Linked DNA regions of Homo sapiens: region 1 is linked to region 2. Evidence: read pairs that join two places in POLR2A ChIA-PET (ENCODE). Cell type or tissue: PC-9. All regions are shown on one strand. Each heading gives the region's core, and the rest is flanking DNA. Links, peaks and the distances in the headings are about the cores only.

What was found. ChIA-PET counts read pairs that join two places held together with the same protein. Peaks named below come from ENCODE experiments on the same cell type or tissue, not always from the same donor. Only the 100,000 strongest peaks of a DNase experiment are listed, where the experiment ranks them.
Region 1: POLR2A ChIA-PET joins it to region 2 with 6 read pairs; 7 of 35 experiments call an interaction of 5 or more read pairs at or near these places.

What each region holds. Positions count from the first base shown.
Region 1 is chr9:133,447,490-133,452,856 of GRCh38, reverse strand. It overlaps ADAMTS13 (ADAM metallopeptidase with thrombospondin type 1 motif 13), which reads right to left. Exons shown (of 29, transcript NM_139027.6): 22 at 4,129-4,258; 23 at 2,892-3,074. Among named protein-coding and RNA genes, the nearest start is that of CACFD1, 9.8 kb to the left of the region's middle. In PC-9, for the core only: no CTCF peak of the experiment used is centred there; a DNase peak (open chromatin) is centred at 2,846.
Region 2 is chr9:133,393,708-133,399,074 of GRCh38, reverse strand. It overlaps STKLD1 (serine/threonine kinase like domain containing 1), which reads right to left. Exons shown (of 18, transcript NM_153710.5): 8 at 4,666-4,784; 9 at 3,312-3,475; 10 at 1,781-1,911; 11 at 1,020-1,103. Among named protein-coding and RNA genes, the nearest start is that of STKLD1, 20 kb to the right of the region's middle. In PC-9, for the core only: a CTCF peak has its summit at 1,960; no DNase peak of the experiment used is centred there; H3K27me3 peaks cover 4,003 bases.

The sequences.
Region 1 (5,367 bases), core at 94-5,093, 54 kb before region 2:
TTCCAGGACAATGAGGCCAGCGTGGCTACAGCAACGTCAGAGGGATGGCCAGAGCTCATGTAGTGTGTGCCTGCATCCCAGCTACTCGGGAGGCTGAAGCAGGAGGATCACTTGAGCCCAGGAATTCAAGTCCAGACTGGGCAACATAGTGAGACCCCATCTCTAAAAAAAAGTGAGGGGAGGCTCAGTGGCCCAAGAGGTGGTCTGTAGAGAACAGGGCTACCTGGTAGGCTGTGCTAGGTGTGGGAGGTGAAGTTTAAGCACCATGCAGGCAGCGTGCAGTGTGAAAAACCCTGCAATTCCCATAAAATCCCAGATCATCTCTAAATGTGATGTGGAAAAATAAATGGGACACACAGCCAAGGGACTTTAGCATAGGCAAAGAAATCAGGACACACTAGTGACACAGATGTTAAATGGTTATAAAGCTACAACATTTAAAACAATTTTGTATGGGCAAGAGAATAGCTAGAAAAAAAAAGCACAAAAAACAGAACCTGGCAGATCACTTGAGGTCAGGAGTTCAAGACCAGCCTGGCCAACATAGTGAAACCCTGTCTCTATTAAAAACACAAAATCAGTTGGGGGTGGTGGCGGGCACCTGTAATCCCAGCTACTCGGGAAGCTGAGGCATGAAAATCACTTGAACCCAGGAGGCGGAGGTTGCAGTGAGCTGAGATCGCGCCACTGCACCCCACCCTGGGTGACAGAGAAAAACTGTCTCAAAAAAAAAAAAGGAGAAGAAAAAAACCCAGTAGAAAGCCCAGACATAGATTCTAACACACACCAATACCACCAAGGAGCCACCTGGAGGCATCAGGGCTTGTCCAACAGATGCTAGTTAACAATTTAGAAAAAAAAAAAAATCCTTTGGTCCCTACTTTGCAACATACTCCAAATAAATCACAGATTAGTACAGGGTTTAAATTTAAGTAAAATCTTTTTTTTTTTTTTTTTTTTTTGAGACAGGGTCTCATGCTGTTGCCCAGGCTGGCATGCAGTGGTGGTGTGATCTCTGCTCACTGCAGCCTTGACTTCCCAAGGTTCAGGTGATTCTCCTGCCTCAGCCTCCCGAGTAGCTGGGGATACTGGCATGCACCACCATGCCCGGCTAATTTTTGTATTTATAGTAGAGACAAGGTTTTGGCATGTTGTCCAGGCTGGTCTCAAACTCCTGGGCTCAAATGATCCACCCATCTCAGCCTCCTGAAGTGCTGAGATTACAGGCGTGAGCCATGACCAGCCTAAATTTAAGTGAAATCTTATCTGTAACTGGATTTATTTAAAACTAAGGAGGCTGGCCAGGTGTGATGGCTCACATCTGTAATCCCAGCACTTTGGAATGCTGAGGTAGGCAGATCTCCTGAGGTCAGGAGTTCAAGATCGGCCTGACCAATATGGTGAAACCCTGTCTCTACTAAAAATACAAAAGTTAGCTGGGTGTGGTTGTGGGTGCCTGTATTCCCAGCTACTTGGGAGGCTGAGACAGGAGAATGGCTTGAACCCGGGAGGCGGAGGTTGCAGTGAGCCAAGATTGCATCACTGCCTGGGCAACAAAGCGAGACTCCGTCTCAAAATAAATAAATTAAATAAATAAAAGTAAGTGGACAGGAAGGAAACATGGCAGTAGGATGCTATCTATTAAACTGGAGTGCTGGAACATACATGTCTGTTACATTCTTTTCTGGACGTTTCTGTATGATATAGAAAAGTATTTCTTTACTAAAAATGCAAACCTACAAAAAGAAACCATTAAAGAATTGTAAATGAGGTAGGCAAATGTTCGCCCTTTACCACTGGGCTCCGGACCCCACGGACTTGAACATGATTCTGTCCCGTGTCCTAGTGTGGCTGTGTGTGTCCCTGTGGAGACCTCCATCCCTCCCGTCTTCCACATCAGAATGCTGGTGCTCACAGCTTTAGGTTCTGCTCAAATGCTGCCTCCTCTGTCCCCCAGGCCTCCCCACACTGCACCCTGCCTGCATGGTGCTTAAACTTCACCTCCCACAACTAGCACAGCCTGCCAGGTAGCCCTATTCCTTACAGACTGGCTCTTGGGCCACTGAGCCCCCCACCCCGTCTTGTTTTGTTTTGTTGTTTTGTTTTTGAGACGGAGTCTCGCTCTGTAGCCCAGGCTGGAGTGCCAGCGGCGCCATCTCGGCTCACTGCAACCTCCGCCTCCCGGGTTCAAGCGATTCTCCTGCCTCCGCCTCTGAAGTAGCTGGGATGACAGGTGCACACCACCACGCCAGGCTAATTTTTGTGGGTTTTCTTTTTTTTTTTTTTTTTTTGAGATGGAGTTTTGCTGCTGTTAGCCAGGCTGGAGTCCAGTGGCGTAATCTTGGCTCACCACAACCTTGGCCTCCCCGGTTCAAGCGATTCTGCCTCAGCCTCCCAAGTAACTGGGATTACAGGCATGTACCACCACACCCGGCTAATTTTGTATTTTTAGTAGAGACAGGGTTTCTGTATGTTGGACAGGCTGGTCTCGAACTCCCAACCTCAGGTGATCTGCCCGCCTCAGCCTCCCAAAGTGCTGGGATTACAGGAGTGAGCCACCGCGCCCAGCCTAATTGTTGTATTTTTAGTAAAGATGGGGTTTCACCATGTTGGCCAGGCTGGTCTCAAGCTCCTGACCTCAGGTAATCCACCCGCTTCAGCCTTCCATAGCGCTGGGATTACAGGCGTGAGCCACCACACCTGGCCCCGTCTTGTTTTTTTTTTAGAGATGAGGTCTCACTGTGTTGCCCAGGTTGGACTTGCACTCCTGGACTCAAGTGGTTCTCCTGATTCAGCTTTCCAAGTAGCTGCGATTACAGGCACACACCACAGCGCCTGGCCTGGCATCTGCACACACCAGGAGCTGCCCCTCCCATCACCGGCTGACTCACCTAGGTGGGCAGGGCTCCAGGCTGCAGGCCTCCTGGGGTTCCGGGCGAGGCAGCCCCTGGCACTGGGTGTCCAACAGGATCTCCTCACCATCGTCCTCCCCATGGGCCCGGGCACAATACAGGATCCTCCGCACGACCCCTCTCCCACAGCTCACGCTGCAGGCCGCCAGCTTGTACTGCCACCTGGAGCAAACTGGAGTCAGGGACCCCAAACAGCCCCAGGGCCTGGGAACCCAGGGGAGCCAGGTCTCCCCTTCATTTCCCCAGACTAGGAAGAGACAGGAAGCTGGGAAGGGCCCGGAGAGGTTCTCTTTCTGGAGGCCCCCTTGTGTCCTCACCAAGAGGCTTGGCAGAGTGGACAGAACATTTGGACAAACCCATTTTACAGAAGAGAAAGGTGAGGGCAAACGACAGATGTCGTATCCCAGAGACAGTGGGGGCAGGGGTCCGGGCACCCAAGGGCCCTGCATGTCTGTCTTCAACAGTGATCCCAGCACCACCGCCCTGGAGCCCACCCCGCCAGCCCTCCCCTCCTCCCCTCCCGCTGTGTTTGGCTGCATCGCACTGAACACCATCCATCAAACTGCATTCCCCGCCTGTCCTATTATTATCTGTCCCCCTTTCCCCCTGCATTTGCTCCAGGAGGTCAGGGACATTTGTCTGCCTTGTTCTCTGCTGTGTCCCCTAGCTCCAGGACGGCCCCGGGGCCTAGGTGCTCCATAAAGAGCAGGCGATGAAGAAACGCACCAGCAACCATGTGCACCCACAGCATCCCAGATCCTGTGCAATGTACTTTACACGCGTTGCATCGAGCATGCATTTTACACTCATTGCATTTAGCATGTACTTTACATGCATCTAATCCTTTCATTAAACTCCCCCAGTCTTCTGGGGGCACAAAATGACCTGCTCCCACTGGTGAGGACACTGAGGGTCAAAAGGTCTGGCTTGGAGGTGAGGAAAGAGCCAGGATGCAGACCTAGCACCCCCTGTCTCCTTGGGAAGGGGCCCACCTGGCAGGGCAGGGCTCTGGGTTGCAGTCCTCAAAGGGGCTGGGCCGGGGCTCTGGCCTGCACTTGGAGTGAGGCAGGGGGATGGGGCGGCCATGGTCCAGCCTCACACAGTGCACAGCCAGCAGCACCTGCCCCCCTCCGCAGGTCACCGGGCATGGAGCCAAGGCTCGGGTCTCCCACTTACAGGGAGAAGGCCAGCACACAGTCTTGCTCCCCTCACTCACCGAGCAGGGCACGGGACAGCCTGGCAGACCTCCCGCCGGCTCCCAGGCTTGCTTGCCAGGCCACACAGCTCTTCCTGGACAGGCACCCTGAGGGCAGAGTCCATGCACAGGAAACGCAGCTCCATCAGACCTGCGTGGACAAAGCAGAGACCCAGAGCCCCAAGGGACAGGCTCAGCAAGGACTGCAGCCCAGGCTCACTGGACACCTCTAGCACATAAGGCCCGCATGGGTTTCAATCCCGGCTCTGCCACTTACCAGCTGTGTGACCTCAGACAACTGACTTAACCCTCTGAATCTTAGATTTAGAAAAAAAGATAATGGCATCTACCTTGCAGAATCATTTATAAAGATTTTTAAAAGGGAAGATAACAAGTGCCTGGCACACAGTAGACACTTGACAAATGGTAGCTGTTATTGTTGACCGAGAGGCATTATAAGAATTGCAATATGGGCCAGGCACAGTGGCTCACGCCTGTAATCACAGCACTTTGGGCGGCGGATCACAAGGTCAGGAGTTCGAGACGAGCCTGACCAACATGGTGAAACCCCGTCTCTACTAAAAATACAAAAATTAGCTGAGCGTGGTGGTGCGCACCTGTAATCCCAGCTACTCAGGAGGCTGAGACGGAGAATCACTTGAACCCAGGAGGCAGAGGTTGCAGTGAGCCAAGACTGCGCCACTGGACTCCAGCCTGGGTGACAGAGCGAGACTCCATCTCAAAAAAAAAAAAAAGAAAAAAAAATCACAATATGAAAATCTCTGATTGTGTCTATCATAAAGATGTTATTAGGGCCAGTTTTCTCAAGTCTCTCTTTTAGGAATATCCTCAAAAGAAATAGGCTCAGTGGCTCATGCCTGTAATCCCAGCACTTTGGGAGGCCAAGGCGGGTGGATCACCTGAGGTCAGGAGTTTGAGACCAGCGTGGCCATCATGGCGAAACCCCCTCTCTAATAAAATAAAATACAAAAAATTAGCCAGGTGTGGTGGCACATAGCTGGAGTCCCAGCTGCTCAGGAGGCTGAGGCATGAGAATCGTTTGAACATGGGAGGCGGAGGTTGCAGTGAGCCAAGATCACACCACTGCACTTCAGCCTGGGCGACAGAGGAAAACTCTTAGTCTCAAAAAAAAGAAAAAAAAGAAAAAGAAAAAAAATCTCTTGGTTGGGCACAGTGGCTCATGCCTATAATCCCAGCACTTTGAGAGGCCGAGGCAGAAGGATCGCTTGAGCTCAGGAG
Region 2 (5,367 bases), core at 177-5,176:
TGAGACCAGCCTGGCCAACATGGTGAAACCCCCTCTCTAATAAAAATACGAAAAATTAGCTGGGTGTGGTGGCACACACCTGTAGTCCCAGCTACTTGGGAGGCTGAAGCAGGAGAATCACTTGAACCCAGGAGGCGGAGGTTGCAGTGAGCCAAGATCGCACCACTGCACTCCAGCCTGGGGGACAGAGCGAGACCCTGTCTCAAAAACAAACAAACAAACAAACAAAAACAAAAAAAAACTGCTTTTCCCAACACTCTCCATGAATGAGCAGTAACAATCTTTTTGGGTTTGGTTTTGTTTTCTGAGACAGGGTCTTCTAGGCTGGAGTGCGGTGGTGCAAGCGTAGCTCACTATAGCCTCAATTCCCTGGGCTCAAGCAATCCTCCTGCCTCAGCCTCCTGAGTAGCTAGGATAACAGACATGTGTCACCACACCTGGCTAATTTTTTTATTTTTTGTAGAAATGGGCTCTCCCTTTGTTGCCCAGGCTGGTCTCAAATCCCTGGGCTCAAGCAGTCCTCCCGCCTTGGCTTCTCAAGGTGCTAGGATTACAGGCGTGAGCTACTGCGCCAGGCCATGCATTCTTAATAGGTGGGCAAGTTGTATCTGTGAAAAGTTAAAGTATTCACACTCTTGAACATCTAGGAATCTGTGCTACGGAAACAAGTGCACAGATACATACACACCAGGGTGTCCGTTCTAGTATCATTCATAATAGTGGAAACTGAGAAACAACTCAGATACCCCTCATAGGGACAGTGGGGAAGATGGGATGTCTGTGGCTCCATTAAAATCATGTGAGGGCTGCCACACCACCCATTCCCCTTCTCTGCTGTCTTCCCCAGGCAGATAGCAGAGACACGGGACTCTTCTGGGGACACATGCACGCCTCCACGCTGCAATAAAGCACTGGCGAGGAGAGCCCGGGGTGAGGGCCAGCCTCAGCTCCCCACAGGCCGGACCATAGCTTCTGCCCCTAGGGGAGCAGCTGGGAAAGGGGTGCAGGGTGGGGCCTACCTAGCTGATCTGCAGGCATTTTCAGAAGCCTCTTCATGGCCCTGAGCTGGACTTCGGGCCAGCCAGAGAATTTCTGCATGACCTCTGCAGGGACAGGAAGGCAGGGGAGGGACCTTTCTGAGGACCAGGGCCTCGGGGCTCTGTTTCTCGGCACCACACTGGGCTGGCTGCTGTGTGTGCATCCCCTCCTCAGATCCACAGGTTCAGGATGAGAGGGAGGGGCTGTTACCATCCCCACTTTACAGATGAGGCCACTGAGACCAAGCAACTTTTCCTTAATAGAACCCAAGTCTCTGTCTTGGAGCACACAGATGATGGAGCGCACTTCTGCTCATCCTGGGCACATAGAAGCACGCAGGAAGGAAGTGGTGCTGTGTGAGGAAGATGTCCTGGGACCACTGTGTGCCACCCAGGCTGTGGAAGCAAAAGCAGAGGGTTGTGGGAGGCGTGGGCAGTGACTAGGCCATTGAGCTACATAGAGGATTTGTGTAGCAGGAGCGGAGGGAAAACAGGTGGGGGCCAGGCTATGGAGAGGAACTTTGTGTTATAGGTAGTTGGGAGCTATGGAGGATATTTGAGCAGAGCGGTGTCCTGGGCAGTGTGTAGGGATGGATGGAGGGAAACTGTTCCTACCCACTGGTCGTGCATGTGGAGCAAGGCCAGGGGCATAAATAATGAACCCTCTGGAACTAAACAATAGGATGCCAAGGCCATGGACAGGAGCTTCAGGGCACGCTCCCCCTTTGTGTCCCCAGCATCACCTAAAATGCTGGCCACGTTGCCTTCTAACAGCATGTCGGTGATGGACGCAGGCACCATCTGCCGGTGCAGGGTCAGAGAGACGCACGAGGACTTGAAGGAGCCTCTCAAGAAGGTGATGTGCACCACGTCCCTAGCAGAGGAGCAGAGAGGGCTGAGTAACCCAGCAGCGCCCCCTGCCACCTCCCCGTGGGGCTCTCCCTCTGCCTCTGGCTCCGGGCTGCCCATTGGTGCGGACACTGGACACTGAACTCCCTGTTTTGGGATTCATTTGGCAGGGTCTCTCATAGTGTCCCCAGTGTGTCCGGCAAGCACCCCAGCAATTCCACACCCAGGGACGTACTCCATGGAGGCAGGGCCTCAGCTCACAGAGCTGGGGGACAGTCCGGGGCCCTGGCACTTTTGCTCTTGTCCCCTGCCTCCATAGAAACATGAAAACCCAGATTTTACAACTGCGTTGGTATAAAGATGAATATGACCCAGGCTGGATTCCTTGCTATATGTTGGGTTTTTTGTTTTGTTTTGTTTGGGTTTTTTTTTAGATGGAGTTTCACTCTTGTCACCTAGGCTGGAGTGCAGTGGCACAATCTCGGCTCACTGCAACCTCCACCTCCCGGGTTCCAGCATTTCTTCTGTCTCAGCCTCCTGAGTAGCTGGGACTACAGGCGCACCCCACCATGCCCAGCTAATTTTTTTTCTATTTTTAGTAGAGACGGGGTTTCGCTCTGTTGGCCAGGCTGGTCTCGAACACCTGACTTCAAGTGATCCACCCACCTCAGCCTCCCAAACTGCTGGGATTACAGGTGTGAACCACCGTGTCCGGCCTGGATTCTTTGTTATATGTTTTTGTTTTGTTTTTGAGACAGGGTCTCACTCTGTCACCCAGGCTGAAGTGCAGTGGCGAGATCTCAGCTCACTGCAACAACCTCTGCCTCCCGGGCTCGAGCGATCCTCCTGCCTCAGCCTCCCCAGTAGCTGGGAACACAGGCATGCACCACTACACCCAGCTAATTTTTTGTATTTTTCGTAGAGACAGGGGTTTCGCCATGTTACCCAGGCTAGACTAGAACTCCTGAGCTCAAGTGATCTACCCGCCTCAGCCCCCCAAAGTGCTGGGATTATAGGCATGAGCCACCGCCCCGGCCAGTGTTATGTATTTACTTTTGTCTTCTGATTTTAAAGTAAGTTAGAATGAAAAATTTAAAGGTGACCATTGTCTTTAGGAATTTTTTTTTTTATGTAGAATGAAAACTTTTTTCTGGAACCCTAAAAGTGTCGTGGGTCCTGGGGGCTACGCCTCCTGTGCCTCCTGGGGGTCAGTCTGCTCACTCCACCGTACATTCGGGATTACTCGCCGCAGCACGGTTTGGGAGAGCCAGAACTGGGCAAAGCCCAGCTGTGCAGGGATAATCAGGGCATCTGTGATGGAGTTCTTTGAGGCGTTACAAAGCCAACTAGCTGTGCTTGTATTAGGGTGGAGAGATGTTGAAAGATAAATCCACAGGTTAAAATAAACCCCGACCCTGAGCTCACTTTATCGTTATTCGATCCGAGGGGTCGATCTGGAGCATCAAGGGCAGAAGATTCCTGAAGGTTTCCACATCCGGGATCTGCTTCTCCTCCATTGTCTTCAGGACGGCCTTCAGGCTGCCTGGGCTCTGGCGGAGGGACTTCCGCAGATGCATGGCTTCTGTGCCCTGCACGGAGAGAGGACAGCTCTGTGTATTCCCTTAAGTAAATGAAAACTAGGTCCCAGCATGGGCAGGGGACGACCAGGGACCAAGAAATCCAGGAGGAGACCAGGGAGAGCCAGGTGTGGCCACCGTCTACAAGAATGCCCAGAGACCCCAGGGGCCCCAAGCTCTTCCATAAGAAGAAATGGAGTTTCAGAGAAGCCAGCGGGTTGTCTCCCGGGGTGGAGTCCTGCCAAGAAAGCCCCCTGATCTAGACCCAGCCAGTAAGACAGCATGCCCATTTCACAGAGTGTGAGCATGCCCAGGGTCACACTGCCTGGGCTGGGGCTGGAGCTCAGGCTAATTTCCAGGATGTCACACAGCCTCCGAAGTGGGAAGGCTCTCATTTCCCTGGGAGTCTTTCAAAGGAAGGGAGTGGCAAGGTGCTTCTCAGAGGTGGAGTCTGGGGGTCTGGGAGACCATGGGGAACCTGGGTCCAGCCAGGTGTCTGTCCTTTCTGGGGACCTCGGTGCCTGCAGGTGGTGCTGCGGAGAAGGGGAGCTTCCTTGTTTTGGGCATGGCAGGCCTTCCCCACTTTTCTCTTCTGCATATAGAGGATAGGAAGCGACAGGCTGGACTTCCCTGCCTCCCTGCAGCCAGAGTGACCTTGGAGTGCTCGCGGGGCCAGTGGGGCCCTCTGCCTCCCCTCCTTCCTGCCCACAGGCTGTGGCCATGGTGCAGGGGCCCCAGCAGGGATGAGAGAAAGAGCTGCATGCTAAGGATGTGCAGGAGGAGAGAAGGCACCTCCACACCAGCCTGGGGCTTGTGCATGAGACAGCCAGGTGTGTTCAGGCCCACACTGGGTTCCCGTTGCTTGCAACTCCGTGCAGCCTTCATGCTCACAAGGGCACCTGAACTTGGCTTTTCTCCATCAAGAGTCAGTGACACCACCTGGAGGGCTGCTGCGAGGGTCGCGTGGGATGGTCTGAATATTACCACTGCTGTCATTATCCTGCTAGAGCCCAGCAGGTGCTGCAAGCTGAGGGGTTCTGAGGAGGGCAGGCCCCTCGCAGGTGGAGAAGAGGGCTCTGTGCAGCCTGCAGAGAGCCAGGGGAAGGGATGCAGAGGGGAGGCAGGGTGAGGCCAAGCCTTTTCCCCAGGCCTGGGCGCGTGGGGAACAGCATGTGGGGTGTGGGGGAGGGAGGGCGGCTCACATCCATGAAGGAGCAGCTGGTCATGTCCAGAATGATGCAGCCCAGGGACCAGATGTCTGATTTCTGGCTGAAGGAGAAGTTGAGGGCTTCAGGGGCCATCCAGGACTTACGAAAGGGGTCTGTTGGTAAAAGCAAGGTGGGATCCCTGAGTCCTTTGCTCCCTGGGGGCAGGGGCTTGACAGAGTCACCCTGCCCAGCACTGTATCCCCTTTGGTGGCCCCCCGCAAGCAGCTTGAAACACAAGCCCTGCAGGTCCTCTTCTCAGAAGAGGTGGAGAATATTAACTGTGGGGAGGAAGAGGCCCCAATCAGCGGGAGCTTTGTGTTGATCTGGAGCCACTGAAGCTGTCCATCTTGGTGGGTGCCCACCAGGCTGGCCCATATAGGTGGTGTGTCTGTGTGCCCTGGATGGCTGTAGAAGGAGTTGGAAGAGGCACGTGCCAAGAAACTGTGCACCCCTCTAAACTTCTTGCCCCTTCTAAATGTCAGGACCTTGGGGGCAAAGTTACAGTTGCTCTGCCCTACTTTCTCAACTGGAACCCCAGACAGGGAGGCAAAAGAGCAGACTCCTCTGAGTCCATCAGTCCCTGGTTGGCTTCAGGCAGCCCCTCCTTCTCTGGACCTCCATTCCCCAGCCCAACAGTAAAGGGCTGGACTCCAAGGACGCATGCCATCTACACCTCCAATAGAACCAACCATCTGC